Linked DNA regions of Mus musculus: all the other regions are linked to region 3. A link is a loop called in an ENCODE intact Hi-C map of the cell type or tissue named here. Cell type or tissue: left cerebral cortex. All regions are shown on one strand. Region 1 overlaps Aqp2 (aquaporin 2). Region 2 holds the start of Cers5 (ceramide synthase 5). Region 3 overlaps Faim2 (Fas apoptotic inhibitory molecule 2). Region 4 overlaps Aqp5 (aquaporin 5). Region 5 overlaps Asic1 (acid-sensing (proton-gated) ion channel 1). Region 6 holds the start of Aqp2 (aquaporin 2). Region 7 holds the start of Asic1 (acid-sensing (proton-gated) ion channel 1).

What was found. Peaks named below come from ENCODE experiments on the same cell type or tissue, not always from the same donor. Only the 100,000 strongest peaks of a DNase experiment are listed, where the experiment ranks them.
Region 1: it touches region 3 in a loop (3-fold over the local background); 21 of 42 quality-filtered maps call a loop at or near these places.
Region 2: it touches region 3 in a loop (2.8-fold over the local background); 9 of 42 quality-filtered maps call a loop at or near these places.
Region 4: it touches region 3 in a loop (8-fold over the local background); 21 of 42 quality-filtered maps call a loop at or near these places.
Region 5: it touches region 3 in a loop (3-fold over the local background); 28 of 42 quality-filtered maps call a loop at or near these places.
Region 6: a loop joins it to region 3, with 3 times the contacts of the local background. A loop is called at or near these places in 7 of 42 quality-filtered maps.
Region 7: a loop joins it to region 3, with 8 times the contacts of the local background. A loop is called at or near these places in 27 of 42 quality-filtered maps.

The regions. Positions count from the first base shown.
Region 1 is chr15:99,581,613-99,585,612 of GRCm38, forward strand. Aqp2 (aquaporin 2) reads left to right here. Exons shown (of 4, transcript NM_009699.3): 2 at 406-570; 3 at 1,488-1,568; 4 at 2,221-2,933. The coding sequence ends at 2,430. All of the region lies in intron 3 of Gm34765 (a long non-coding RNA gene), which reads right to left. Among named protein-coding and RNA genes, the nearest start is that of Aqp2, 4.6 kb to the left of the region's middle. In left cerebral cortex, a CTCF peak has its summit at 2,343; a DNase peak (open chromatin) is centred at 1,883; H3K4me3 peaks cover 251 bases.
Region 2 is chr15:99,770,303-99,774,302 of GRCm38, forward strand. Cers5 (ceramide synthase 5) reads right to left here and starts at 2,213. Exons shown (of 10, transcript NM_028015.2): 1 at 1,881-2,213. The coding sequence starts at 2,077. In left cerebral cortex, a CTCF peak has its summit at 2,093; DNase peaks (open chromatin) are centred at 1,612 and 2,237; H3K4me3 peaks cover 1,875 bases; H3K27ac peaks cover 1,284 bases.
Region 3 is chr15:99,495,157-99,499,156 of GRCm38, forward strand. It overlaps Faim2 (Fas apoptotic inhibitory molecule 2), which reads right to left. Exons shown (of 12, transcript NM_028224.4): 12 at 1,849-4,000. Among named protein-coding and RNA genes, the nearest start is that of Bcdin3d, 22 kb to the left of the region's middle. In left cerebral cortex, a CTCF peak has its summit at 2,094 (motif pointing right); DNase peaks (open chromatin) are centred at 2,113, 2,593, 2,788, 3,225 and 1 more place; H3K4me3 peaks cover 222 bases; H3K27ac peaks cover 1,746 bases.
Region 4 is chr15:99,593,959-99,597,958 of GRCm38, forward strand. Aqp5 (aquaporin 5) reads left to right here. Exons shown (of 4, transcript NM_009701.4): 4 at 177-871. The coding sequence ends at 362. It overlaps Gm34765 (a long non-coding RNA gene), which reads right to left. Exons shown (of 5, transcript XR_875660.2): 2 at 3,331-3,473; 3 at 3,002-3,088. Among named protein-coding and RNA genes, the nearest start is that of Aqp5, 4.9 kb to the left of the region's middle. In left cerebral cortex, CTCF peaks have their summits at 2,181 (motif pointing right) and 2,638 (motif pointing right); DNase peaks (open chromatin) are centred at 2,239, 2,626 and 3,036.
Region 5 is chr15:99,687,277-99,691,276 of GRCm38, forward strand. All of the region lies in intron 3 of Asic1 (acid-sensing (proton-gated) ion channel 1), which reads left to right. Among named protein-coding and RNA genes, the nearest start is that of Smarcd1, 13 kb to the right of the region's middle. In left cerebral cortex, a CTCF peak has its summit at 1,691 (motif pointing left); a DNase peak (open chromatin) is centred at 1,649.
Region 6 is chr15:99,575,422-99,579,421 of GRCm38, forward strand. Aqp2 (aquaporin 2) reads left to right here and starts at 3,635. Exons shown (of 4, transcript NM_009699.3): 1 at 3,635-4,000. The coding sequence starts at 3,732. It overlaps Gm34765 (a long non-coding RNA gene), which reads right to left. Exons shown (of 5, transcript XR_875660.2): 4 at 3,153-3,396; 5 at 231-1,359. In left cerebral cortex, no CTCF peak of the experiment used is centred here; no DNase peak of the experiment used is centred here.
Region 7 is chr15:99,667,286-99,671,285 of GRCm38, forward strand. Asic1 (acid-sensing (proton-gated) ion channel 1) reads left to right here and starts at 3,092. Exons shown (of 12, transcript NM_009597.2): 1 at 3,092-3,609. Gm34880 (a long non-coding RNA gene) reads right to left here and starts at 2,571. Exons shown (of 4, transcript XR_875662.3): 1 at 2,123-2,571; 2 at 1,126-1,464. In left cerebral cortex, CTCF peaks have their summits at 450 (motif pointing left), 1,828 (motif pointing left) and 3,285; DNase peaks (open chromatin) are centred at 1,842, 3,278 and 3,803; H3K4me3 peaks cover 1,207 bases; H3K27ac peaks cover 1,203 bases.

The DNA.
Region 1 (4,000 bases), 86 kb after region 3:
CCACGGGACCACAGAAAGATTGACAACCCCCACCCCCAGCATCCTGTTGTATCAGTATGACCTAGAGATCACACTAGACTTTCTACAACCAGGTTCAAAGCTTCCAGCTGCGTTAGGAACCTCTTCCCAAAATCTGAAACATGATATCTCTTCCCTCTCACAAACCTCTACATCCTCATCTGGGATGAGGTTCTGGGATCTACCTCCCTGCCTTGGGCTGTCCCTGGTTCATCCTCTGCCTTGAGGCCAGGTTTCAGAAGGGGCAGTGGTTATGATTAGGGTAGAGGGGGCGGTATTCTGGCTCTCTGCCTCCTCGAGGTCTCCATGGAGCCGGAAGCAGGTGAGCAGATAGAGGGGGCAGTGGGACCAGCCTCCTTGGACTCATGCCTCCACCTCTCTCTCCAGCTCCACAACAATGCAACAGCCGGCCAGGCGGTGACTGTGGAGCTCTTCCTGACCATGCAGCTGGTGCTGTGCATCTTTGCCTCCACTGATGAGCGCCGCAGTGACAACCTGGGTAGCCCTGCTCTCTCCATTGGTTTCTCTGTTACCCTGGGCCACCTCCTTGGGGTAAGTAAGTCAAAGCCACAGGTTTCAGCTGCCCTACAAGAACTAAAACATACATGTCCCCGAAAGAAACAGCCACATATCACTGTAGAGATCGACACACACGACTCTCTAGAGAGACTGTCTCACAGAACACCCAAGGAAGACACATAACCTGTGTCCCCTAAAAGCTGTGACCCCCTGAAAGACAGATATTCTTCTGGTCTCAAGTGAATGGAAGCCCAGGAATTAACCACCCACAGTCCCCATCTCCTTTTCTTTTTGGGGGGGAGGGAGAGGGGGGGGTTGAGACAGGGTTTCTCTGTGTAGCCCTGACTGTTCTGGAACTCACTCTGTAGACCAGGCTGGCCTTGAACTCAGAAATCTGCCTGCCTCTGCCTCCCAAGTGCTGGGATTAAAGGCCTGCGCCACCACTGCCCCTCCTTTTTTTTTAAAGATGTATGTATGTATGTATGTATGTATGTATGTATGTATGTATTTATTTATTATATGTAAGTACACTGTAGTTGTTTTCAGACACACCAGAAGATGGCATCAGATCTCATTACAGATGGTTGTGAGCCACCATGTGGTTGCTGGGATTTGAACTCAGGACCTCTGGGAGAGCAGTCAGTGTTCAACCCCCATCTCCCTTTTCTTTCTTTCTTTCTTTCTTTCTTTTTTTTTTTTTTTTTTTTTTTTTTGAGTCTGAGTCTTACTAGGCAGTCTCAGCTGTCCTGAAACTCACTGAGTAGACCAGGGTGTCCTTGAACTCACAGAGATCTTGCCTCCCAAGTGCTGGGATGAAAGGTGTGGATTGCTAGTCCCAACCTTCACGGGTTCACTCTAAGCTGTGGCCAAGCTTCCTCAGTTCTGGGAAGGAGGGTGAGGATGCTGTGCCTGTCCTCACCCCCCTCTCTCCTCCACCCCTCCCACTACAGATCTATTTCACCGGCTGCTCCATGAATCCAGCCCGCTCCCTGGCTCCAGCAGTTGTCACTGGCAAGTTTGATGATCACTGGGTAATGGCCAAATCTCTGCCTTCCCCATTCCTAGAAATCACCCCAGAGAGACACTATGGTCCATATCACACAGGAGGGCTGGGGTCTCCATTTGTCCTGGGGTCCAGGGAAACCTTGGTTCCACTCTACAGAGCTGTGCCAAGGATTCTTCCCCTGTCCCTCCCTATAAATGAAAATAACAGCCAGTATTTTATTGGCTTTCTTGGGAGAAATTAAGCAAGCTTATTTCCATAACACAGTGCCTGGCATTCAGAACCCAGTAAATGATATTCATACTTAACAGTTAGCCGCGTGTGGTGTGTGCTGGGCGGTTTTCTCAGAGCTTTGCAAACCTTAGCCCGTTTAATTGCCTCATCTCCAGAAGTGAGCATTCTTGTGGGGGAAAAGATACAGGCTCAGAGGCAGTGACTGTCCAAGTTCACACAAGTGGTGGAATCAGGACTCACAGCCAGCTTCAGAACTTGCCCACTAGCCCCACACACTAACAAGTCGCCCTTGGCAGCTCGTGATGACCTTTATTGCATAAGTCTTGACAATACCAGAGGCACAGGAGGGCCAGTTCCTACACTAACCGGGATAGCAGCGTGACCAGGCGGTGCTGCCGGCTGGGCTGGGCGAGCGGGTGCCAGTGCCTTCTCCCCCCCTTCCCCAGGTCTTCTGGATCGGACCCCTGGTGGGCGCCGTCATCGGTTCCCTCCTCTACAACTACCTGCTGTTCCCCTCGACCAAGAGCCTGCAGGAGCGCCTGGCGGTGCTCAAGGGCCTGGAGCCGGACACTGACTGGGAGGAACGCGAAGTGCGGCGGCGGCAGTCGGTGGAGCTGCACTCTCCGCAGAGCCTGCCGCGCGGCAGCAAGGCCTGAGCGCCCCGGCAGCGCAGTGCAGCGCAGCCGGCCGACGGCTCGCCCCCTCCCTCTCCCTGGCCCGCCGTCGGTTCCCAGTGCAGGGTAGCTAGCTGCTCCTGCGCCTGCGAGCGCGGTGAGCCTCAAGAAGGGGCTCGCCCGGGAACCTGGCAGTACCTCGGCCCCGAAGCCCTGGCCCCAGCTACCCTCGAGCTCGCCCCTTGCAGGGAACCAGACACTTGGGGATCGTGGCAGTGGGGAGACGGAGAGCTCTGGAGAGCCCGCTCTGGTGCCTAGGGAGAGGTGCATAGAGACCACCCTGGAGAGGGGGGTCTGTGGTTAGTGCATCTAATTTTATTAGGGTGTAAAAGTGCTCGTCCATCTCTGCGTGTTTCTTTCCTCACGTGCAGAGACTGCATGTTCCTGAGGGTGACCCCGAGTGCCCGTGGTGATACGGGGCGGGGGACTTTCATTCTTGCTTTGGCCTTCCCCTCCTGTACCTGCAATAAATCCACTTCCTCTGCTACAGATGAGTCCTCCCTTGCAGCCAGCCCCAGAATGGGGGTAGGGGTGGGAAGCTGGTTTCCAACCTCTTCTAACGACCCCCTGGGAAGACTCCCCAAGAATCTACCAGTCCTCAGCCCAAAGACTTGCCAGGGCTCCTTGCTGGAAGGAACGTGTCAACTAGAGAACAAGTCCCCTAGACTTGACCTCTAGGGAAGGAAGGACTGGGTATCCAAGGACTTTTTGCCCGGAGGGAGGGCTCTACAAGGGGGAGAGGAGAGCCAGGACTACGGGTGTGCGGGTGTGCGTGACTCCCATCCCCAGGGAGCCCACACACACCTAAAGATTAGCCTTCCACTTGGGCAACGAAAACAAAAGCCCTCTGTGGGGCCCCAGCTTTTGTCTCGGGAGAGGGGGAGATTTGCAACTAGACACTGCTTGAAAGGAGACACTCGGGTTTCGCAAGGGAGTCCTGGAGCCCGGCACACAGCGCATGCCTATGGCTGGCAGGGTAAGGTGCTCAGGCATGCAACCACAGGCACCGGGCAACGCCCCTCCCTCCATCCCTTATTGTCCTTCCTCGCCAGGAATCTCTGCTCTTCCTCCCTGCCCTATGCTCCACCCTCTTCCGGTTCCCACTGCCCGACAGTTACTGCGTGTGGACCCTGCAGCCTGCAGAGGAAGGAAGCCACTTGACCAGGCAGAGGCAGGTCGGAATCTAGAACCCAGGCTTCTAAGTTCCCAGGTCAGGGCAATGAGATTAAGCTGGGATTAAAGATGCTGTGTTCACTGTGATTCATAATGCCCTTATCACACCATGTTAGGATCATTTCGTTATTGCTGCCTTCTTGGGCAGGTGAAGGCAGAAGAGGCCAGACCTCTAACCTCCTCTGCTTCTTCTTGTAAGTGGTGGCTAAATCAAAGGGGAGAGCCCTGGTATCCCAGGGTCCAGACAGGAGATGGCTTTACTCTTGGCCCCATCCAGGTCTCCCAGCCTTTCCTTATTGCCTTATGGCCTTCCCCTTCCTTCCTTCCTCACTCACACTTCCTCTCTCCAGCTACTGCCTAACTAATCTAAGGGTCACAA
Region 2 (4,000 bases), 280 kb after region 3:
CACAGTTCTTAATGGCTGAGCCATCTCTCCAACCCCTTAGACAGGCTTTTACTGTACTTTAAGAATAGCTTCTGTTTCCTTTATGGAAGACAGCACACAGAACAGCAGTCAATTCCAAGCACTTTCTGAGATAGCTGGTCTTCAAGGGAAACAAAATAGCAAGATTGTTTCTAGGGTTAACTTTTCCTAAGATCACACACTAAACAAACAAGCTGCTTGTCCTTACTGGATAAGAAATATCACATTAGAAAGAATGCCTGTTCATCCCCTTGACACTGGAGTACCATAGAAACATGCAGACAGAATTCCCATAGGGGAAGGATCCTTTCCAGTGACTCCTCCAGGGAATAGTCTCCAGCCATCTGGGGGAACCCTTTAGAATTGGAATATATACTCTGTGTGTGTGTGTGTGTGTGTGTATGCCGATAGCAGAGGTAAGTCACAAAGCTTGTTATATATCTGTATGAGAAACAAAGACTATTCTTATGACAATGGAAAAGTGTATTGGATTGTCTCTTTTCTTGATAGTTCTTGCATTTCATTTTCAGCCCTCACTATGGAAGAGAATAGCAGGATCCAGTTTTCTCCTAAGCCTGCACCTCCACCTCCACCTCAGGGATACTTAAGATAATGATGGTTATCTTGAAAAACTGTAAATTCTTGGGGGCCCAGAAAAGACTTTGAGTTTCACTTAATCTATTTATTATATATTTACTTTTTGCATCTGAGTGTCTGGCATAGCACTTTTAGAAGAGATAAATAGTATTACTAAATACAGATTAGTGACTAGCTGGATATAAGAAAAAAAACCCTTGTAGACAAATCAAAGAAGTAATCCAAAACAGATACTTCTGAGTAATGGATTATTTTGTCTAACCACATCTCCACACTAGAAAAGGAATTCTGGCATCAGTGTCGTGTTTGTTCTAGATAAGGTTTTTACAGAAGGCGTCTCTGCCTACGAGGAAAGTACTTCCTTGGAGTTTGAGTAAGCTTTATCAAAAACACAGCTATGATTGATCCTCATTACAGATCGCATCAGATCCTTGAAGAACAGTGTCTTTTTGGCAGCAGATAAGACTAGCCCTTTGAAGAACGGGGTGGGGGTGGGGTGGGGGGGATCTTCTGCCCAGAGCATGTAGCTGGGCAAAGTATGTTGTGAATACTACCACCTTAGAAGCTGGTTCACAAAGCTGTTTCCAATAAAGTCTCAGGCTCCATCGCCTTCAAAATGACCACTTCTCCCATCTCAGGCTTCCAAGGCCCGTTCAGCAGTTCCTCTTGACACCTTCCCCAAATGTTGGAAGCCTCAGGCTTCACCACACCCTATCCTAGCCAGACGTCTGCTGTCATACTAACACGTTCACGCGCTAACAAATCAGGGCTTGGGGCCTAACTGATCCTGTTGTTTCAAACCCCAGAAGTAAAGTAACTTTAGCAAACATTACATCTCATGCATCCACCTACGTCGCTCGGAAGCTCTGGCGCTTGCACTGAACCCACAAGCTTCCAGGACCCCAGCTAATTCTGGTTCTCCCAGGCCCTTCCCGTTCCTCTCGCCGGGCACTGCGGGAGCACGACTCACTCTTGGGTTCCTGGAGATTGGGAGGCAGCCTTCGAGAGCTCCATGCGACTCTGTGATCTGCACTTCTGAGGCCCAGCACTCCCCTCGATTCTCTCTCACTCGCCCACACCCTAGACTCGCGCGGTCTGCGCGCACGCAGGCTCCAGGGGCGCGTCGCCGGGCTCCGAGCATCCCCGCCGCGGCCCGGGCTCCCCGGCTCCCCCGCCCCGCCGCCTCGGCTTCCGGCCCTCGGTCTCCGGCCCAGGCGTCCCGCCCCTACCCCCCGCCATCCCCGGCCCCGCGCAGCAACGCTCACCGCTCAAACAGCATCCTCACGGAGAAGATGCACACTGCCAGCGGGAACACCGACAGCACGTGCTGGGCGCGCGGGTAGCCGTAGCCGTCGCCCGGGCCCTCCAGGTCCGCCCAGCTCACGTTCTGAGGCAGCCAGAAGCTCTCGCTCCACAGCCAACCCCACAGGAGGCCCAGGGTTTCCGCTGCTGCAGTCGCCATCTTACGCGCGCCCGGCGGCCACTGCCGCCACAGCCTCGGAGGCAGTCAAGGCAAAAGGAACCCGCTGGGAGGCGGCCCCGAGGCGGGGCCCGGCCTACGGCCACCCTCTTCCGTCCCTGGGTCCTCCCAGCCGCCCAGCCCGCCTCTCCCGCAAGGATGGCCTCCTCCCCGCCCATCCCGCCTTCCCGCCCACTTCTCCGTCGCAGCAGCCCAGGCCCCTCATGTGGGTCCCGGCCTCGCCCCGCGTGCCCATTTCTTCTTGGCCACGCCCACCTGTCCTGGTCACGCCCCTCACCTGCAGCCCGAGCCACGCCCAGTTTCTTTCAGCAGGTTCGACATCACCATGGTCACACCCCTACCTCAGGCTAGTTTCTCCCTTTTGGAAACACTCTTCCTAGTCCAGCAGATTCAAGTTCTTTCTGGCTCCCGGCCCGGCTATACGTTCCTGATCATCACTTACAGTCCCGGTGTCCCAGCCAGCCGGCTGTGCTGTTCATCCTAGTTGATTCCTCCTCCTCCTCCTCCTCCCCCTCCTCCTCCTCCTCCTCCTCCTCCTCCTCCTCATACTCCTCCTCCTACTCCTCCTTCTCCTTTTTTGCACTTCCTTGATCTCCACCCCCCTCCTTGGCTTTAGGCCTTAAAAGTTACCTTCACTTTTTCTCAGAGAAAACACAAGGCTTTGAAATATCTTTACATTAAAAGCCTGTAATTCCAGCCTCCACTGTAATCCCACTTGGGGCTCAGGGTCGTTCTCTGCAAGTTCAGGGCCAAAATGAACTTCATGAGACCTCCCCATCCCACCCCCATTCCCTTTTGAGTGTCTGTGGGAGGTAGTGTTTCACAGCTGACGGCTCCGCACTTGGGTGACCAAAGGGAGAGAATTGTCCCTTCCTTTTAAGACCAGTTTGCATACAGTACAGGACAAAAGGTTCCTCCTCTCCCCTCTTGAGGCAGAAGGTAATGGGGGGAAAAAAAAGCAACAAGGCAAAAGGAAAATAAATGACCGCTAGTTTTAATGACATCTGTCATGTAGCAGTTTATGAAGGAATAAACTGAAGTCCAAAGAGGCAGAATAGTTTGCCCAAAGTCATATAGACCAACAGCTGTAATTAGAAAATAATTAGAGGGGCTGGTGAGATGTCTCAGTGGGTAAGAGCACCCGACTGCTCTTCCGAAGGTCTGGAGTTCAAATCCCAGCAACCACATGGTGGCTCACAACCATCTGTAATGAGATCTGACTCCCTCTTCTGTAGTGTCTGAAGATAGCTACAGTATACTTAGATATAATAAATAAATAAATCTTAAAAAAAAAAGAAAGAAAATACTTAGACTCCAGAACTCTCATTTCCTTATCTTACAAACCACCTCAACTTTATTTTTTTATTTATTTATTGTTTCCAGCCCGCTTGGGCCCAGATCGCTTTGGCCTATTTATTTATTATATGTAAGTACACTGTAGCTATCTTCAGACACCCCCAGAAGAGGGGATCAGATCTCATTACAGATAGTTGTGAGCCACCATGTGGTTGCTGGGATTTGAACTCATGACCTCTGGAAGAATAGTCAGGGCTCTTATCTGCTGAGCCATCTCTCCAGCCCCCCACCTCAACTTTAAATGGTCAGAGCAAACCTTGAACTCTTGTAAATCTACCTAAACAAGGAAACAAACCAGAGACCAGGCAGTTTTCAGAGGACTAAACTGTCCTTCAATTGCCAGAGAGCCCTGAACATTGGTTAAAACTTAGCTACAAGGCTAATAGCCAGGAACTAACTGGGGACAGCGGTGATGGTAATCTCAACTTACGGTCTGAGGACAACAGATAAAGGAACTTCACAACTAGTAGGGTATGTTTAAAGTGTGAGGTGAGGGCCAGTCATGAAAGAGCCACCCAGTGAGGACACTCAAAAGTGTTCCTCACCTGA
Region 3 (4,000 bases):
GTGAGGAAATACCTCTATGAGATCCAGCTGTAAGGCATTTTCTCAATTAGTGATCAAGGGGGGAGGACCCAACCCATTGTGGGTGGTGCCAACCCTGAGCTGGTAGTCTTGGGTTCTATAAGAAAGCAAGCTGAGCAAGCCAGGGGAAGCAAGCCAGTAAGCAGCATCCCTCCATGGCCTCTGCATCAGCTCCTGCCTCCAAGTTCCTATCCTGTGTGAGTTCCTGTTCTGACTTCCTTGGTGATGAACAACAGTGTGGAAGTGTAAGCTGAATAAACCCTTTCCTCCCAACTTGCTTCTTGGTCATGATGTTTTGTGCAGGAATAGAAACCCTGACTAAGACACCTCTCCTCAACTTAGACTCTTTATCCATTTCTTCTCTGCCAGAGGTCTTCTGGTCCCATGCCATAGCTCAGCACTGCCTCCTTCTCAGGTTCCATTAATGAACCAAGCAGGGTGGCACATGCATATAATCCTAGCTCAAGGCAAGACTGTGAGTTTGAAGCCAGCCTGGGCTACATGGGGAGTCTGTCTCAAACAAAACAAATAAGCAAAAAAATAGGGAGGAAAGAAGAGAGGGTGGAGCATCTACTTAGGCCCTGAGGCTAAATGTTCTTAGCTGCTGTTTCCTTCTGCTGCTTCGTGGCTGTGGCATGCTCCTATACACTGGGAGCTTTTGCTAAAATAATAATAAATAATAATAATAATCCCCTCCCGTGTGATCATGTCCCTTTCCTACACACCCACACACCAGGACACCCACATGTCTTAGGGTTACTATAGCTATGATAAAACACCATGACCATGTTGGGGAGGAAAGGGTTTATTTGGCTTACATTTCCACATTGCTGTTGATCATCGAAGGAAGTCAGGACAGGAACTCACACAGGGTAGGAACCTGGAGGCAGAAGCTGATGCAGATGCCATGGATGGGTGCTGCTTACTGACTTCCTCTGCATGGCCTGGTCAGCCTGCTTTTAAATAGAACCTAGGACCATCAGCCCTGAGGTGGAACCACCCACAATGGGCAGCGCCTTAAATGCCCTACAGGCTTGCCTACAGCATGATCTTTTGTTTTGTTTTCCAAGACAGAGTTTCTCTGTGTATCCCTGGCTATCCTGGAACTCACTCTGTAGACCAGGCTGGCCGTGAACTCAGAAATCTGCCTGCCTTTGCCTCCCAAGTGCTGGGACTAAAGGCGTGCGCCACCACTGCCCCGCCTCAGCTTGATTTTAAGGAGGCATTTTCTTAACTTCTCAGATGACTCCAGTTTGTGTCAAGTTGACATAAAACTACCCAGTACACCACGGAAATCTAATGACATCATCATTAACTGATTTGTCCTTTGATCCCATTCTGTCAGTAATTTATGCATAAGCTTGGACTGGTCGCTGAAACTTTTGCTTCTAAGTTTCCTCCTATGTAAAATAAAACAGTTGGAGTAGATCCCTCCCTCTCTCCACCCCCTCCCTTCCTCCCTCCTCTTAAATGATGCTTTTGCCCATGTGCTGTAAGTTTTGTAGCTCTGGGATGCACAAGATAGTCCCACGAAATTCTCATTGTATAGGTTCAAACCTACTGCTTTGCGAAATGTCCGGGCTCTCCATCTTAAGGAAACACCTTTGTTCAAAAAAGACTCTTCTGCCAGTAGGGCCCGGAAAAGAGCAGGTTCCCATGGACCAATAAGATTTGGTCAGTGTGAAGAATGCTCCCAGGCAAAGGTGTCCTGAGCAGGAGGACCCCTCACCTTTTCCCAGGAAAGCAAAGATGGGGATTTTACGTAGTTCCTGCAAGAAAGCCACCCTACAGCTCACTCCACAAAGCCAGTTGAGGCCACAAGCAAACAGTCCAGGTGTCTTCGTAATTGCTTTTATTATTTCCAATCAGTCACAGATCTTGGGCAGGTGAGGCCGGAGACAGGCACACGGAAGAGATAGGGAACTTGAAGAGCTGATGCCAAAAGGGCAGGCCCGTCTGGGTGTGTAGCAGGCAAGTCCTTGTGCCTGGTGCTATATCTCCATTCTCTGACACTCAGAGCAGGGGACTGAATAGAGATGGGTTTGTGCAAAGCCAGACTCTGCTTTTCCTCTAACAGCCAGAAGGGGGCAGCAAAGTCCTTGTGTAAAATTCCCAACTTGACACGCCCCCACCCCCCACCCTGGCCTATTGGAATAAGGGTACTTAAGGGATCCTGCAGGCTAACACAGAAGAAAGGGTATGGAATGGAAGAACCATACCACACCCAAGGATGTCTTGTGGCTTCCTTGGGCTATACTGAAAAAGCTGTGCATGGACCCAGGAATTGGTGTGGGGAGTGAGGGACTTAATGCCCCTACTTGGTCCCATCTTGAGCCTCGGAGGGGACATCCTGGTCTGTCACGGTTTCTCAGAGAGCTTTGAGCCTCACATCAGATATTCCTGGCTCCCTCAAGCCTTATGAAATCTAATCTACCCCGTCATAGGTCTGGCTACACCCAAGCTAAAAATGCGGGGGGCCAGGAGGCGTCAGTCCTTCCTCCTACACAGCTTGCCGCACCTGCCCAGTTTAGGTTTCTCATAATCCCGCATTCCTCATAATCCTGCATTCTTGTTTCTCCGCCCTTCCTCCTGCCAAGACCCACCCAGGTGTCCCTGGGACTCCTCACTGCCCCACCAGGGGTCAACATCAAGGCTTTCTCTGGCCCTGGAGCCAGTTCAGCCGCCGTGCCTCCCCACCGTCACCAGCCATCTTTGAGATCACTGTGACTTGTGCCCTGGTCACATTATTTATGGCTGAGGGCTTGCCCCTCCCCCAATGGTTTTTGGAACTTAGCCTTGGAAAATTTTTCTCAATCCTCGCTCTCTGCATAAATTGTCTCAGAAGAGGACTTGGACAAGTGGATTCTGGGAAACTGGCCAGTGTGAGGGTGACATGTCAGTGGGGGTGGGGGAGGGACTCTAAACCTTTCTAGAACTGAAGCTGGAGATTAGGAAAGGCACTCAAAGGGGAACAAGCAGAGGAGGAAGTCAGCCAAGTGTCTTGGTGCCTCTCTCCCTGCCCCACTGGCACCGGTTGGGGACTTCCATCTTGCAGATAGGAAAACAGAGTCACAGAGAGTAATAAGTCTGTTGGCAGTGGGGTCAGAACCAGAAGCCAAGAACCCTGCTTCCCAGCTGACCTCCAGGGAGGGAAAAGCTAAGAGTTTGGCATCCGCAGGCTGGGTGACAGTGGCAGGTGGGGGTGTCACAACTCCCCGGAGATGTCAGTGCTTGTCTACCCACACACCTATGGGCTACACAAGTCTCAATCCAGCCCAGACTCAGACTGGAGGAAGTAGCTGTGGGCTGTCCCTCAGGTTTATTAGACGACAGTGGGTTTATCCAAGCCTTCCGGAGCTACTTGGCTTTGCTTCTGAAATGGGGATATGCCGATAACCCTGCAGGACCAGTCTGGACTGCTGCAAGTAGGCTCATTTGAACCAGCACCCACCCCAACTGTCCCTCCATACCACCCTCCCTCCTCAAATATCCAAGATGGAACAAAATTTCAAATGCTTCTGTAATATTTCTCAAAGGCTGGAGTAGGCAGGGTGGGAAAGGGTAGGGGTGGGAATGGATGGGCTACCTAGTCCCCTTTCCTGGGGCAGACAGGGTCCCCTGCATCCACTCAGGGCCTTGTAGCCTTCACCCAGTAACTTTCCACTGGACTAGAGCTGGCCGGGTGCATGTGTCGCCCACATGCTGCCCCAGGTGTGGGCCCCTGGTCCCCTCTCCAACAGGCAGTCAGCCAGGGCAGGGTGGCTGACGCACACTCTGCCTGAGATCCCAGCAGCCTGGAGGTTGATAAGGAGCTCTGGCCTCATCGCAAGGGATAGGCTCAAGGGACTGGCCCTGGCTGTGACCATTAGCTGGACAGCTTCCAAATTACAGAGATGTGGAGATAAGGGGGCAAGGGCCCAGGGACTCTGGGCTGAGTGGCCAGGGAAGCTGGGGGGAGGGAAATGGATGCCTCTACTCTTCA
Region 4 (4,000 bases), 99 kb after region 3:
AGTAAGGACTGGTTCACAGTAATCAGCCCCGGAGATGAAAGACACCGTTCCTTCTGGAGGCCTGGAGATCTATGCGTCCATTTCCTTTCAGGGTCCATGGGGTCTGTGCTCTGGTGGGGAAGATCATGGTCCCTGAGCCCTGAGGCTCCTCCTCTGATCTAACTCTGTCTTCACAGGTCTTCTGGGTAGGACCGATCGTGGGGGCCGTCCTGGCTGCAATCCTCTACTTCTACTTGCTTTTCCCCTCCTCGCTGAGCCTCCACGACCGTGTGGCTGTGGTCAAAGGCACATATGAGCCAGAGGAGGACTGGGAAGATCATAGAGAGGAGCGGAAGAAGACCATCGAGCTGACGGCACACTGACCGGCACCGGGCAGGGGCCAGTCCCTCAGCCCCTGGACCACTGGAGAAAAGGAAGACGAAGAGTTTGGAGCACCTCTCCCTAGCATCCTCTCAGCTGGAGAGGCAGCATTGGATCCCCATGCCGCACACGGGGATGGGATGGGAGCAGAAGCCCATGATGGGACACTTGGGTGTGGGCCAGGGACAGGGCCTCTTTGGAATTAGGCAGAACGACTGCCACAGCTCAGACCTCAGAGATTGTGAAGGCAGTGCCAAGCTCACAGCAGTTCAGGACCATCCCAGAAAGGGGTGATAGCCCTGTTTATCTCTCCAACCCAGTATCTCATGTGCCAAAGCCTTCCCCCAGGTAGACAGAGGGGACATTGCCTGAGAGCTCTTCAGGAGAGAGATAGATGGTTCGTCGAGTGCCATCTTATTTATTTCTGGTTAAGATGGGGCGGAGGATGGGGGGGACGCTGCTGGTATTCGGGTTGGGCGTTTCCCAATAAACCACCAATCTTCATATTGTGCCTTCATCTCCCTCCAAAAGCCTCTTGGGACAGTGGCCAGTCACATCTCCCACTTGCGATGTCACACCCTCACTCATGCTCACTTGAGACTACCAAGAAAACCAGGAGACAAGACCTCAGAAAAGGAAGAAAAGCTGAAGCTCAGGAAGGCTGAGAGGACCGGAGAGCTGGCAGGAGGAGAGATCAAATGTAGAGACCGAAGGATACAGAAACAGCACAAGAGACCCGGAGAGGGCCAAGGGCTAGGAATAGGGTCCACGTCAGAGTCACGCGTCCCTCCCAACCATCCCTTCAGCTATGTCAAGTCCGCCACTTGAGGAGCACCTGAGTGTGCCAGGCGGAGTGGAGAAGTGAGCCAGCCACAGCTCCTTGGGATTCCTAAGGGATGACTGGCCAGAGCTTCCCAAGAGTCCTCACCCGGAGCTTCCTTTTCTGGGTCTCCTGGTGTTGCCAAGAGGCAGTGTGCAGGGGGCGGGGGTGGGGGGAGGATGTTCAGACATTCACAACATTACCCAGCTCCTTCCCAGGTCACTTTTGCCCTTTGGGGGTAGGGAGTGGTCCATCACACCCTCCTCCCCTCCTGTCCTGTTCTTGCCTGCTTCTCCGGGAGGAGTGGGAACCAGATGAGGTAAGGCTGAGGTGCTTGGTTTTGACTGCCTCGCTGTGAGAAACAGGGTAAGGACACAAGACCGCGCAGTTCCCAGAGTCCTGGTTAAGGAGCCCAGAGCGGAAACTAGCCGCTGGCATCCAAGTCTTTTTTGTTTGCTTGTTTTGAAAGACAAGGGTTCTCTGTGTAGTCCTGTCCTGGAACTTGCTTTGTTGACCAGGCTGGCCTTAAACTCAGAGATCTGCCTGCTTCTGCCCCTCAAGTGCTGGGACTAAAGGCTGAGCCACCACTGACCAACCTTGCTGCAACTGGAATGATGGACCCTTATGTTGGTATTTATCTGCCACATGGGTTGCCTTGAGGAGAAAATGAAGCAGTGAATGGAGGGTTAGACACTAGTAAGGACAGCACCTCTGAGAGACGGGTGAGCAGGTCTGCTCTCCAGACACTGCCTGAGTCCGCTGCTCCTCGGCAAATCCTCTCCCTCGCTCCTCAGCTTTGCCTCAGAAGAGTAGGAGGGAACAAGAGTGGGAAGAAACTGCAGACCCAGGTTGGGAGGCTGAACCACTCAGCCCTCCTTCAAAACATCCCGGGGTGGAAAGGCAGAGGAACACTAGATCCAAGCCTACCTGCCCCACTGGCTTCATTGGAAAATCAAGCAACGAGATGGGGGTGGAGAAGGAACTTGCCCTGCTGGCTGCAAGCGCCAGTTCCAGCCAGCAGGGGGCAGACTCGTCCACCAAATCCATACTGAAGCTTTTTCTGGGACTGGGCTCTGGCCAGGCAAGGATGGGGTTCTTCAAGATTACAAGGGTGTCTCGGGCTTAGGTTCCCGAGGCCACCAGGGAGCAGCTTCTCACTAGCCCACTCACTTCACTACCCAGGAGAAGGCTTAGAAGAGAACAAAGCTTCACTCCTCCTTTCAGACAGCTCTGATTTGCATACCCCACTCTAATGGACCCCCAAGGGGTGTGTGACAGGGTGCACAGGGAGCCTACGAGAGACTGATCCTCAGCAGGGGTGGGGCATCTAGCCAGAGGGAGTTACCAACAGGTCTGCAGCTTCCTGCAGGTGACATTTTCCTTGCTGTTGGGTGAGGATACAACCAGGGCTTAGGGCTGGTAGGTTGCAGTGATTGGGCTGTTTGGCCAGCAGGGGGCACTGCGCACCTGCATGTAATGGTTCCTGGACTGACAAAGACCTATGCCAGCACACACACTAATCCTGAATGCCTCTGGGGCTCCAAGCTGTGGCACTGGCTGTCAACTGTGCTTGGGGAGGTTATATCTTCCCTGTGTGTTCCTCTTCTCTCAGCAAGGGCATGCTCATTCCAGGTGTGTCCTAGTGGCGCCCCACCCCCCCACCCCGCCCCCGCCCCTTTGGCCACCACTCACCCTCAAAGAGCCAGGCCAGGCCACATGTGTTCTCCAGCACACCTGTATGAAGCCATACCCAGTCACACATGCTCTGCCAGCTCTCTGAGACACTTTTCCGCCTGAAGATAGAGTGTAGGAAGAACTCACATTCTCCATTTGAAGGCAGTCCCTCCTCCGCAATCTATGCCTCCCTCCGAAGCTGCCAGTTTCCATCAGGGCTGGACAGACAAGGCGCTGGGATAGATGGAAGAGGGTGAGAACTAAACGTGGGCAGGGTGGGCAGAAGGGAACTGGTTAGATGGTTGGGCTGGAGAAAGGATTTGAGGGAGGATCGGATCTCAGCTCAGCCCCCTCCCTGGTCAACAAGAGCATCTATCCGACCTGACCTTGCAGCCTACCAGTGTTTGGTGAGAGTGGGGGGGGGGGGAGTAACTCTGAGCTCCTCTCTTCCCTTTGTTCTCTCTTGCTGGCCTCACCTCCCTAGGGCTGAGAAGGCTCCATCCATCGGAGGGGACATCCATCGGAGCAGCCAGGTGTGGGGCTGGGACAAAAGGCTTCTGAGCTCTAAGCTTGGCACTAGAGTCAGGAACGTCTGGGTCCAGGAAAATGCTGGTTGGGGCTGGAAAAACAGGAACTGGACAATGACTGCCTGCCCTTAGTGGGTAAAAGACCTTGTCCCAGGCTAAGCAGGATCCAAGGAGGCTGTGTCCTATGTGGTCTTGAAAGAAGCCATTTCTGCACTAGGAGCCTTTTGCCTCAGAAACCAGAGCAAGGCTGCTGCAGGGAGCACTTGGCCCTGACCTGCCACGGAGGTCAAGACCCTTCCCCTTCCCGCTAATCTTCACTGCTGTGCCCTGGAGGCGAACCTGATAGCGGTTCTGACTAAAGGCACTTACCAGGTGTCTGCAGCTGCTTCTCCCAACACATGGGCACAAAACAATACCTGTTTTACCAGCAAGGTGCTGAGATCACAGAGGCCAAGCAGTAGGTGAGGGGCGCAGTACACAAGCTCCCATTTGTCTTACCCAAAGCTTTCCACACAGGAACCATGCTGTTGGAACATGCCCCAAGCCAGGCTAGGGGGCTGTGGTAAACGCCCTTCCTTTTATTGGGCTCAACCCAGGAGAAGGCAGAGAAGCAGGCCCC
Region 5 (4,000 bases), 190 kb after region 3:
TGAGGTATTTCTTGAACTATTTACTCTGGCTGTCCTAGAACTTACTCTGTAGACCAGGCTGGCCTAGAGCTCACAGAGATCCGCCTGCCTCTGCCTTTTAAGGTGTGTACTATCACATCTAACTCTAATCTTAGTACTTGCTCATTAGGAGACTGGAATTGGTTTTTGTGGCTCAGCCCTGTGTGTGTGTGTGTGTGTGTTATGCATGAATGTGGGTAAGCACACTCGCTCATGCGTGCCTGTGTAGTGCTGGGTGTCTTCTCCCATCTCTAGAAAGGGCTAGAATAAATTATTCTATTATTATTATTCTATTATTCTATTTTGGGGCCAAACAGAGCGAGGCCTGGAGCAAGAGGGAGAGGGAAGAGGGAAAAATTATTCTATTTTATTATATGTATTTGTATTTTACATGTATATCTGTGCACCATGGAAGGGGATACAAGATCCCCAGCAGTTGTGAGTGGGTGCTAGGAATTGAACCCAGGTCTTCTAGAAGAGCATCCAGGGCTCTTGCTTGCTGAGTCCCTTCATTTATCTTTTTGGGAGCAGACTCTCTCACCGAACCTGGAGCTCACGAATTAGCTAGGACCCAGCTAGTCACTGAGCTCCAAAGACTCCACCTGTCTCCACCTCCCCAGTGCTGGGATTACAGGCAGTTATCCAATTTCTGCGTGGGTACTGGAACCCAGATCCTCATGCTCCAAGCATGTCACCCATTGCGCCGTCTCCTGAGCTCGCGGTTCAAGCTCTTGCTTGTCAAATGATGATGAGGTCGCTCTGGCGAGGGCCCTGTAAAGAACCCATGAGTTAGTTGAAAACCACCAAACCTTGCCCAATGTGGAAGGAGGTGAGGTTCAGAAGGGATGCAGAGAAAGTAAGGAGCCACCCAGGTGCCACACAGCTGGTGGGGAAGGAAGACAGTCGTCCTTGGCTGGAAAGCCCTGACTCGTTATTCACTGACTTATTTTACTTTAATGTAAGGTGGATGTTCATAGACGAGGTCACCCAACCTCTGACGTCCATACAAGGACACATGGACAAGAGTGCATACACATATGCACATATATATGACTGTAGAACCCTGGTGAGCCTAGAACGTGTGTTATGTAGACCAGGCTAGCCTCAGACTCACAGATCTGCAAGCCCCGCCTCTCGCGCCCCCCCCCCCAAGTGTTGGGATTAAAGGTGGGTCTGCGTTCATGTGCACCTGGTCATCTCCTCAGGGGCCTCTGTGTGTGTCCATAGTCTCTGTGTGTGTCCATAGTGTGTGTGTGTCCACAGTATCTCTATGTGTATCCACAGTCTCTCTGTGTGTATCCACAGTCTGTGTGTGTGCCCACAGGGTGTATGTGTGTGTGTGTGTGTGTGTGTGTGTGTGTGCACAGTGTGTGCACCGTCTGTGTGTGCATGCATACGATACGAGTACATGCACATGCATGTACCTGTATACATGTACATCCACATCAGTGTATGTGTGTGCCTGTATGTGTGTCCATGCCTGTGTGACGATGTATAGGAGTGCAAGGTTGTCTTGGTGTAGGTGTGAGGGGAGTTATATCAGCTCAGTGTCCTCGGAAGCTCCTGTCTCTCTTCACAGCCTCCTCAATCCACCCTGAAGCTCCCTCTGCCTTAGTTTCTGCTTGTGAATCCAGGTCGTCTGAAGGAGAGAGACAGTGCCCTCTAGTGGGAAAGAGGCAGATGGGCAGCTAGGTCAACCCCAGCCAGCACCGCTTAAGCCAAGGCCTCTGCAACTGTCCTGAGGAAGGGCAGCACAGCAAGCCCTGCCCCCTGAGAACTAAGGCCTGGCAGGCAGGAGAAAGCTGTCCATGGAGCAGCAGACAGAAAGGGCATCTATGCATTCGCATTCGTACAGGAGAGAATAACAGTTGAAGGTGGCTGATCTCTCCTCAGACCCAGCCTCTCTGTGGGCTTTCCTTTTATACCACATCTCTCTATGTAGTTTGTGTAGGAGTGTGCACTTGGGAGGTTAGAGGACAACGTGTGGAAGTCAGTCCTCTCCTCCAGCCACGTGAGTTCTGGGGGTCAAACCTTGGTGCTCAGGCTTGTCGGCAAGCTCCTACCTTTACTGCGGCCATCTTGCCCATTCACCTTTAATTTAGTTTATCTTACTTCTTTTTCCTCGATGTAGCCTCTCCATCTCGACCACTCCCTCTCAAAGGCTCTGTGCTCGCTCGAGAGGAGTGGATTGCCTCACATCTGCAATGTTTTGAGTAAGTTACTGACCCTGAGGCAGGCACTGTGCCCTGTGGAATCATCAGAGAAGATATGAATAGGGTATTGAAAAAGATCCAGGGAGTTGGGCGCAGTGGTGTGCGCCTGCAGACCCAGCTGCTTGGGAGGTGAGACAGAAAGATGATTGGAGCCCAGGGGTTAGAGACAGCAACACAGTAAGACCCTGTCTCTTAGAAGGATCAGAGGGGCTGGGACCAAAGAGATGGCTCAGCACTGAAGAGCACTGCTGCTCTTCCAGGGACTGCCTGGCCCCTTCCCAGCACCCATGTAGCAGCTCTCAACCAGCTTCCAGTGGTTTGAGACTCTGGTTCCAAGGGATCTGACACCCTCTTCTGACCTTCTTATTTTGACACACACTGTGGCACATAGTCACACACGCAGAAAAAACACCCACAGACATAAAATAAAATAATAAAAGAATTTTTTTTTTTTTCAAGACAGGGTTTCTCTGTATAGCCCTGGCCGTCCTGGAACTCACTCTGTAGACCAGGCTGGCCTCGAACTCAGAAATCCTCCTGCCTCTGCCTCCCAAGTGCTGGGATTAAAGGTGTGAGCCACCACTACCCGGCAATAATAAAATTTTAAAAGTGATCAGAGGGACCAGACAGGGTGGTGTGCCTTTAATCTTAGCATGTGGGAGGCAGAGACAGCTGTATCTCTGTTAGCTCCAGGCTAGCCTGATTGACATGATAAATGTCAGGCCAGCCTGGGCTATAGAATGAGACCATGATAACAACAACAACTACTACAACTACAACTACAACATCAGCATCAGAGGGCCAGCAAGTTGACTCAGCAGGCAAAAGCAGGGACCCAAGCCACTATGCCCACCCAGCTCCAGGCTTGAATTTGGTTCTGAGAGCCCAACGTGGAAAAGAAAACCAATTTCTGAAAGATGTTTTCTGACCACCAACTCACATGCATGGTAATGATACATAAAATAAAAGAGATGAGAAAAAGAAATGAGCAAGAAGTCCTAGGCTGTGGGTGAGCCCGGTGAGCCTCGGAAGGTTCTGGATGCTGGGCTGGGCTGGGGTGGGGGTGGGGGCGGCAGTGTCAGTAATGAGGGTGCCGAGAGTGAGCTTGACCATGATACACTGAGGAGTTTTAAGCGGAGAAATGGGCAGGATGGCATAACTGAACTGAAGGCACGGACCTGGGGAGTCATTCAGAGGGGATTAAAAAAATTTGAGATGCGTCTAAGGGGAGTGGAGGGCTGGAGAGGGGTCAGACCTCCTGGCTTTCTCCTCTTCTGAGGCTCCATGTCTCTAGAGGTAGAGCTGAGTGAGGCTGAAAGCTGCCCTGCTGTCAGCTCTTCTAGAACCAGCACCTGCCCCTCATCCCAACACACCCCAAGCTCTCTCCCTTGCAATGCAAAAGGGACGGAAGGCCCTGCTAGACTTCTTCAGCCTAGACCTACTCCTGGCCCTGCTGAGAAAGGGTTAATCTGCTTTGCTCCCCACCCCCCCTCTCTCTCTCCCTCCCTCCCACCCTCCCTTCCCTCTCCTAGGTCACCTTCTTGGCCCTAGAGACTTGGCTGCTGGCTCAAGTTCCAAGTTCCTCATCCAGTGGCCCTGGGTGACCAGAGCACACAGAAGGGCCAGGGGCCTGGGGGTAGGGCTTGGTCTAAGGAGGGCAGAGGCAGCCTCAATACCAGAGCTGAGAGGCAGGTGAGAGGCGCTAGAGCTCGAGGGGAGCTCTCAGGTTGGTTCCCAGCCCTGTTCAGCTGCTCCAGGACGTTCCGTCT
Region 6 (4,000 bases), 80 kb after region 3:
GATACTACAAGATGTACATCTTCAGTGTTTTCTATATTTAGATTTCGTGGTGGTCAATATGAAACACTGGTTCATATAAATATGTAGTTCAAAAAAAAGTAGCTTTAGAGTCAGCTCATAAATTGTCAGAAATTCTATCCTCATCACAAGACAAAATCCATTGAGCAACTCTTTTTTTTTTTTTTTTTAATGGAAGTCAACAACTCCAACAGAAACTTTTATTGTTTTTTTAATTCATTAATTTATTTGTGCATGTGTGGTTTTGGAACAGAGTCTCACATAGCCTGGGCTAGCTTTGAACTTGTTCATTAGTCCAGGCTGGTCTTGAACTCTTGAACTCCTGATCATTTTACCTCAGCTTTCCAAGTGCAGGGATTGCAGATACGAGCCACACTTTCAGGCTGTGATCAGGGTGCACCGAGCCTCCTCCTCAGCCCCCAAATAGCAAGATTTTTAAAATCAAACATTCTAACATGATATAATCTACAGGTATTCAAGCATGATACATGCTGAGAAATAACGGTGGGAAAATATTAAGGTCTATTTTCATAATTAAACCAACACATTTCTATAAGCACAAAAAGCTGACTACGTACAGTAAAAAAACAAAAACAAAAACAAAAACAAAAAAAACACTGCAAGTCACAACACAACAATGTCAGATCTCACCAAGGAGCTTCAGGCCGGGTTTGCCGGCCTTGGGGAGTGTGTACCCCATGTGCCTACAAAGTGCATGAGCTGTGTCCAGAACCAAGGCTGAGCAGTCAAGTCTCACAATGGAGCACAGCTGACCCCACCAAGAACGCTTGGAATCCATCAGACGTTTGATTTTGATTGTTGTTGTGCATTCAGAAACCTTTTACCGTGGCCAAGGTTGGCGTGAGCCCCTCATTCAGTTCTGTGACCCACAATTTGCGAGGCTGGAAGGGTAAAGATAAACAAAAGCAAAAGCAAACACGGGAGGATACGGCGGCGGCCTCCGGGAGCATGCGAACCCACAGCCGCAGCTGGGCCTCCGGTAGGGATGCTGCTGCTGCTGCTTCCCTGGCATGAAGGAAGGCTGAGTACAAAGCCGGGGCATAGACCATGCGGTTATGGCTGAACTCCCCCTCCCCGCTGGCTTGGGATCAGACCAGAATATTCTCACCGCTCCTGGAAGTCAGTCTCCGGGCATCATGTTCTAGTCTGTGAAATGAGACCCATGGCTATCATGGTCTGGCTGATCCCATCCTTGCTTTTTTGTTTTACTTGTTGTTGTTGTTGTTGTTGTTGTTGTTGTTGTTGTTGCTGCTGCTGCTGCTGCTGCTGCTGCTGCTGCTGCTGCTGCTGCTGCTGCTGCTGCTGCTGCTGTTTTCGGCACTGGGAATGGAACCCAGGATTTACTACCATGTCCTGGGCAAGTGCTCTTCCACAGAACCACACCTCCCGCACCGTGGAAATGTGGATGTATGGCAAAACCACACAAATTGGTGTGTGGTTTCCTGGGCTGTACAGAAGCAGCGACACCTATTATGGGTCTACCATGACGCCAGGTTGGTTAGAGGCGGTGCTGTTTAGGGTCAGAACCAGTGACTGCTGTTCTCATGATCATACACAGTGTATAGATCAGAAAGGGTGTGTGGCTCACCAAAGGTCACTCAGGAACTCGATAGTCAACGGTGGGTTTGGAACCACTGTCACAGTTCAGCTCAATATGGCCTGGGGGTTTTCCAGGTGCCCCTGAGCCAGGCAGGGACTGGGCACATGGAGGGTGGAAGATACTACATACAAGATAGTATGTATCATCAAGATAAAACATGATACATTCCCTGGGTATGGTAGACAGTACATACAAGATAGTATGTATCATCAAGGCCCAATCTTGATACCCTCCACCCTTTCTGGGTGTGCTATGGTTGAAGAAGAAAACAGAGTCACAGGTACCCTTCTCAAGGCAAGATTCTTCCACCCTCCCTCTGAGTCTTTCTGGAGAGCGTGGATTGCAGGGGTGGGGGATGGAAGTGGGGAGGAGGACCCTGAACAGGGAGTACTACCTGAGCCCACATCCCCAGAGGCTCCTCTGAGCTGGCCTCTGTTGGGGTCATGTATTGTTTCTTCCTCCTCATTCTTGTCTTTCCCCCTAATGGCAAGAGTTGCTAGTCATGTGGGGGTCGGGGTAAATGTGCATGGACCCGTGTTGTGTATGTGGGGGATTTTTGTGCATCTTACTACATTCTGAAAACAAATGTATGGGAGGGACATCACTGCCATTGCTGTCTGGGCGAGGAGACCAGGGCTCAGAGCATGCCTGGGGAGTGAGGGTGTCAGGAAAGCACTCCTCTCTAGGTTCTAGCCTGAGCTCAGCCACCACTCTTCTGGGGCACCTTGGGTGAGTAACAGGCCCTCCCTTGGCTTCAGTCACCCCTTAGTGTAAGTATCTCTATCCTACGATCATCGGTTTCTCCCACATTCCTGTTCCTTGGATTGTGGCTGGCCAGGAGGACTAGAAGCCCGCCATCTGGATGCACTGTAGGCCCTCCTGCCTTTGGATCCCCAAAGAAAGAAGAGGCGTAGGGTAGGTCCGTCTTCTGAGCCTCAACAGCCATCAGAGCTGTGACAGCAGTGGCCTTGCAGAACACTGACCAAGCTTAGTGGCACCAAGACTAGAGGTTACTAGCAGGCACCATGGCCTCCTTGAGCCTGGAGAGCTAGCTGCAACTCCAGAAACATCTTCCTCCTGTGGTAAGGGTGGCTCTGAGCTCGAGATGGTATCTAGAGCCTGTTGTAGCCTTGGAGACTCTGAGTTTGGGGGAGACCTGTTTGCCTCAAAATGCAAATAGCACTGAGCAATAGCTGACAAAACCTGAGTTCTTCCTGAGAACCAGGAGCCATATTAATGCAAATCTCTGTCCTATGAGATAGTTTTATTATCTCATGTACACAGGCAGAGCAGAACTGTCACATCTCAACGACATGAGTGTGTGCTGCAGAACAGAAACCCTCATGTTCCTAAGTTGACCTTGGTGACTCTATCACGCAGGGCTAGGGTCCCAGGGCCACTGAAGCCACCTTTGGCTCCAGGCAATGGGAGTTCCTCTCTGGCTGAGATTCCTGGGTGAAGGTGGAACATAATGACTTATGGGTGATTAACTGCAAGAAAGCAAGCCCAAGACCTTTTGCCTTGGAAATTTGTCCCAGGCCAGCCAGTTGTTTTCCATCCTCTTCCAGAAGAAAGACCATCCAGTCCGCGGAAAGGCAGCGCCCACATTTCCTCACAGTTTGGGGTAAGGCATTGCCCCTTCCTTGGCCAGCCTTTTAGTCAAAGAGAAGGTCACTGGACACAGCCTCCTCTGCAGGAACTGGTGCTGGTGGTCATTGTGGGGGCTGGGGCAGCCCTGAGGCAGCTCCATGGGGTAACTGAGGAAAAAACGAGGAAAACAGAGACGTCAATCCTTATCTGGAGTCCATTAATGAGGAGAACATTAGTCAGCTGTGAAAGCTAAGATGGGGTGATAGGCCTTCGGGTGGGCAGGAGCAGGGATGGGGGCAAGTCCGCCATGGGGGAGCACAGGGTTGGCAGGAACGCCTCCTCCACCCCACGTGCCCAGGTCTACGATAGGAAGGCCCTATAAGTGCCCACAGTCTAGCCTCTCCGGAGGCCCAGAGGAAGAGAGAAGAGAAAGAGAGAGGGAGGGAGGAAGAGCCACCCCCGTGGCCCAGACCACTGGCCAGCGCTCAGAAGGCCGAGCAGCATGTGGGAACTCCGGTCCATAGCGTTCTCCCGAGCGGTGCTGGCCGAGTTCCTGGCCACGCTCCTTTTCGTCTTCTTTGGCCTTGGCTCAGCCCTCCAGTGGGCCAGCTCCCCACCCTCTGTGCTCCAGATTGCCGTGGCCTTTGGTCTGGGCATTGGCACCCTGGTTCAGGCTCTGGGCCATGTCAGCGGGGCCCACATCAACCCTGCTGTGACTGTGGCGTGCCTGGTGGGTTGCCATGTCTCCTTCCTTCGAGCTGCCTTCTACGT
Region 7 (4,000 bases), 170 kb after region 3:
CTCTCTGCAGCACTCCCCCACCACCGTGCCTTTCACAACTGACCTTTGTTCTAGAATCAGTCATCAACAAACTCCGCTTTGATGCTGAGAGGTCTTGAGGCAAGGACTGCCCTTGCCTCTGACACAGGGAAAGCTGTAGGAGATGTTTGCTGCAGTGGAGAGGGCTGGAAGAGAGTGGCACCCATGAGGGCTGATCTCCCCTCAGACGACAGAGCGAGGAATTTAGGTGTAAAAACCAAGCTCCAGAGGCTAGGGGTTGTTGTAATGAAGTCTTGATTCAGACAGACTGGTTCTGAGGAGACTTAGGAGTTTTAAGAACTTACGGTGGAGCTGTAGAAGGGCCCCATAGCTAAAAGCCTTGGCTGCTTTGCCAGAGGATTCAGGCTCAATTCTCAGCACCCACATATTAACATATTACAACTATACACAACTCCAGTTCAGGAGATCTAGTGCCCTCTTCTGGTTTCTACAGGCACCAGGCATTCATGTGATACACAGACATATACACAAGCAAAACAACCATATACATAAAAGAAATAATAACTTAAAAAAAAAAAGTTTGGCCACCCAGGCAGGCATGGTGGCTTATACCTTTTACCCAGCACTCAGGAGACAGAGGCAAGCAGATCTCTTTGAGTTTGAGGCCTGCGTAGTCTACCCAGTAAGTTCTAGACCAGCCAGGGTGCCACAGTAAGACTGTCTCAAAACAAAACAAAAAGTTTGGAGATCTGAGCTCCACCCACTGAGTTTGAGGTTTACTTGATCTAAATTAAACTCCATTGGGAGGCAGAGACAGGCGGATTTCTGAGTTCGAGGCCAGCCTGGTCTACAAAGTGAGTTCCAGGACAGCCAGGGCTATACAAAGAAACCCTGTCTCGAAAAACCAAAACAGGGGCTGGTGAGATGGCTCAGTGGGTAAGAGCACCCGACTGCTCTTCCAGAGGTCCGGAGTTCAAATCCCAGCAACCACATGGTGGCTCACAACCATCTGTAAGGAGATCTGACTCCCTCTTCTGGAGTGTCTGAAGACAGCTACAGTGTACTTACATGTAATAAATAAATAAATCTTAAAAAAAAAAGAAAGAAAAACCAAAACAAAACAAAAAAAGAAAAAGAAAAACTTACCCAACTCCCCGAATTAGGAGCTACCATCTCGAAGTCTGTCCTGATATGGCTGATATGGCTATTTTTTTTTCTTCCAGATCTAAATCAGAGTGCCAGTAACATTTGTTACTGGGGATTTACAAACACAGATCAATGAACTATGCATTTTCCATCAGTGATTCACATAATCATTGAAAAACAAGGTGAAATAAATACAACCTTCATCATAAGGATGAAGAAACTGAAGCTTGGACTGGCCAAGGGTCCTGCCGGTGGTATTGCGTGGTGGGGTCAGGTCCTGTTCTTGGAGCCTGGATACCTGATTCATGCCTTTTATCTTTCCCCGGACTACTCCTGCGGCTGTTCATTGGCCTCAATCAGTCCTCGCCTGCCGCCACCTCACCTCATCACCTTCCTTCCCTCCACCCACGCTGCTCCCTGCTCCCTCGGTAACATCCCAGGTGATTGAAGCAATTTGCAGCCATTAGAAGAGGCTCCACGTGTCGCTCAGCTTGTGGGGTTTGCAAAGATGTTACAGATGTTCCAAGATGGTCCTCCCCTCCCCCGAGGACATTGGAGAGCCTGGAACCAGACTAGACCCAGGGCTAGAATCATCACTTAAACCCCGTTTGCGACCCTCCTAGAGTAATTCCTAGTTTCACAGGCCGCCTCCCCCATTGCCCTTTAAGTGGAGTTTAAGTATCCGAGAGAGTGCTGTCACCTGGTGGCTGCCCAGGGGCATGGCAGCCCACCAGCAGCGCTTGTGCCGTTGGACAGCTCCCCAGCCGGAAGGCGAGATACTATCTTTATTTTGGCAGCTTGGCGCTCTGGGTCCTGCTGAATGGACCTCAATCTCTCACCAGACCTAAACCCCTATCCCTGGAGAGACATCTTCACTGGTTTCTAGGGTACCTCTTACTCCCAACCCCTCACAAATTCTCATCAGCTTCTTCCCTCTATGTCAGGTTCATTCCTCAAACTCAAACCCAGAACCATGTCCCTGAGACCTGCTTCTCACCTTCCTTCTCTCAGAGCTTCACCAGCCTGTAAGTGGAGCAAAGGAGCTGCAATGGATATAATTCTGATCTTGCATCACACACACACACACACACACACACACACACACACACACCACACCATCATCTGACACCATCAGACCTCAACAGCCTCTGTGTTAAGAGCTCCTAATGAGCATCAGCAAATTAACAACTTCCCCTTGATTGCTCCTTCTCTGCTAATTGGATAGGGAGGGCCCCCCCCCCAAGGCCTCGGAGAAAGAAAGAGGGAGGGAAGGAGAGAGGTGACAGCTACAGGAGCAGCCTCCAGGTTTCAGGACTCAGATTTCTGGTCCATCCCAGAACACACTCCTCCTTGCAGCCTTCATTTTGTATCTTTTTCTTTTTCCCTACTTCTGCCCCATCTGCCCTCACTTCTGGCCATGTCTCTTTTCTTCTCTCTGTTCCTCTCTGCTTTATAGATCTGCCAATGAGGCACTTGCACACGGGCTGCTTAAGAAATCCACTGATATACAAATGGGGTCTGGGTGGCCAAGGGTATTTATATATGTGCATGTGTGTGGGTCACATGAAGGTGGGAAGCAGGAATAAGAGCAGGTGAGTGAATGTGTACAAACAGGTAAGTGCTCGTGTGAGGGTCAGGCTTCAGGGATGTGTAGGTGTATGTGATGTGTGGATGGCTGAGTGGCAAGGTAAGACTCCGGTCTGAATGTGCCTGTATCTCCACACAGGCAAATGCTTGAATCAGTCAAGTGTGACTGTGACTCGGAGTGTGTGTGTGTGTGTGTGTGTGTGTGTGTACACGTGTGCATGTGCCATCAGAGGAAGCAGCAGCAGCAAGAAGCAGGAGCTTCGATCCGAAGGAGACAACGTGGGGAGGGGGACGCTGGGGGCAGACACCCTCCTTCCTGCGCGCACACGTGCGCGTGCACACACACACACCCCATAGTCACACACGCACACACACGCGCACACACACACAAGCCACAGGGCCTCGCAAGCAGAGAGCGGAGCCGGCTCCGGGATCCGAACGAGGCAGCTCTGCTGAGAGCGGCGGGAGGAGGCGAGCCAGCGGGGGGAGCCCTCGGTTCCGCTCCCGGGCCGGGGGCCCCCCGCGCACACCGGCCCAGAGACACCCTCGCAGACACTCGTAGGCGCGCACGCGCACCCTTTCCCCTCCTCCTCCCCTCCCGCCGCCTCCCGGCCGGACGATGGATCCCTGCAGATCCCGGGGCTGAGAGCACCGCGCAGCGCCAGCGCGCCGAGCCCCGGGCGGACCAAGCCGAGCGAGCAAGCGCGCGCGGGCGGCGGACCGAGCTGAGCCGAGCTGGCCGAGCGGGCCGCTCCCTGCAGGGCTCTACGCGGGTGCCGCGGCAGCCGGCGGCTCGGGCTCCGGGCCATGAGCCCCTCCGCCGCGCGGCGCTGAGCCCACGGACCGCCTCGCGCCCCAGGACCTGCAGCGGCGGCCGGCTTTCCCCAGCCCCCTCAGGTGGGTTTCCGACCCCGCTGCCTTGGGCCCCGGGCTTCCTGGTGCCCCAAAGCCGAGACTCTCCTCCACTGTAGCTTTCTCCAGCTTCTGGGGAGGCTCGGCGGATGGGGAGGGGGCGGGGGGCCGAGCCGGGAATATGACTGCGACGAGAAGCTGGACTGGAGGGGGTGCGTTCGGGGCGGGGATAACTGGCTGTCATAGGGAACCGCGCCCCCCCCCCCCATTCCTACATCCACCTCAGGCAGCCTACCATCCTCTCCCAAACACACACACACACACACACACACACACACACACACACATACACACACAGCCTGCGCCTATGCCTGTGCTTGTTTGAGAACTGGAGACACAGAAGGTGAGGATACAGGCAGGGCCCCTCCCCAGATGT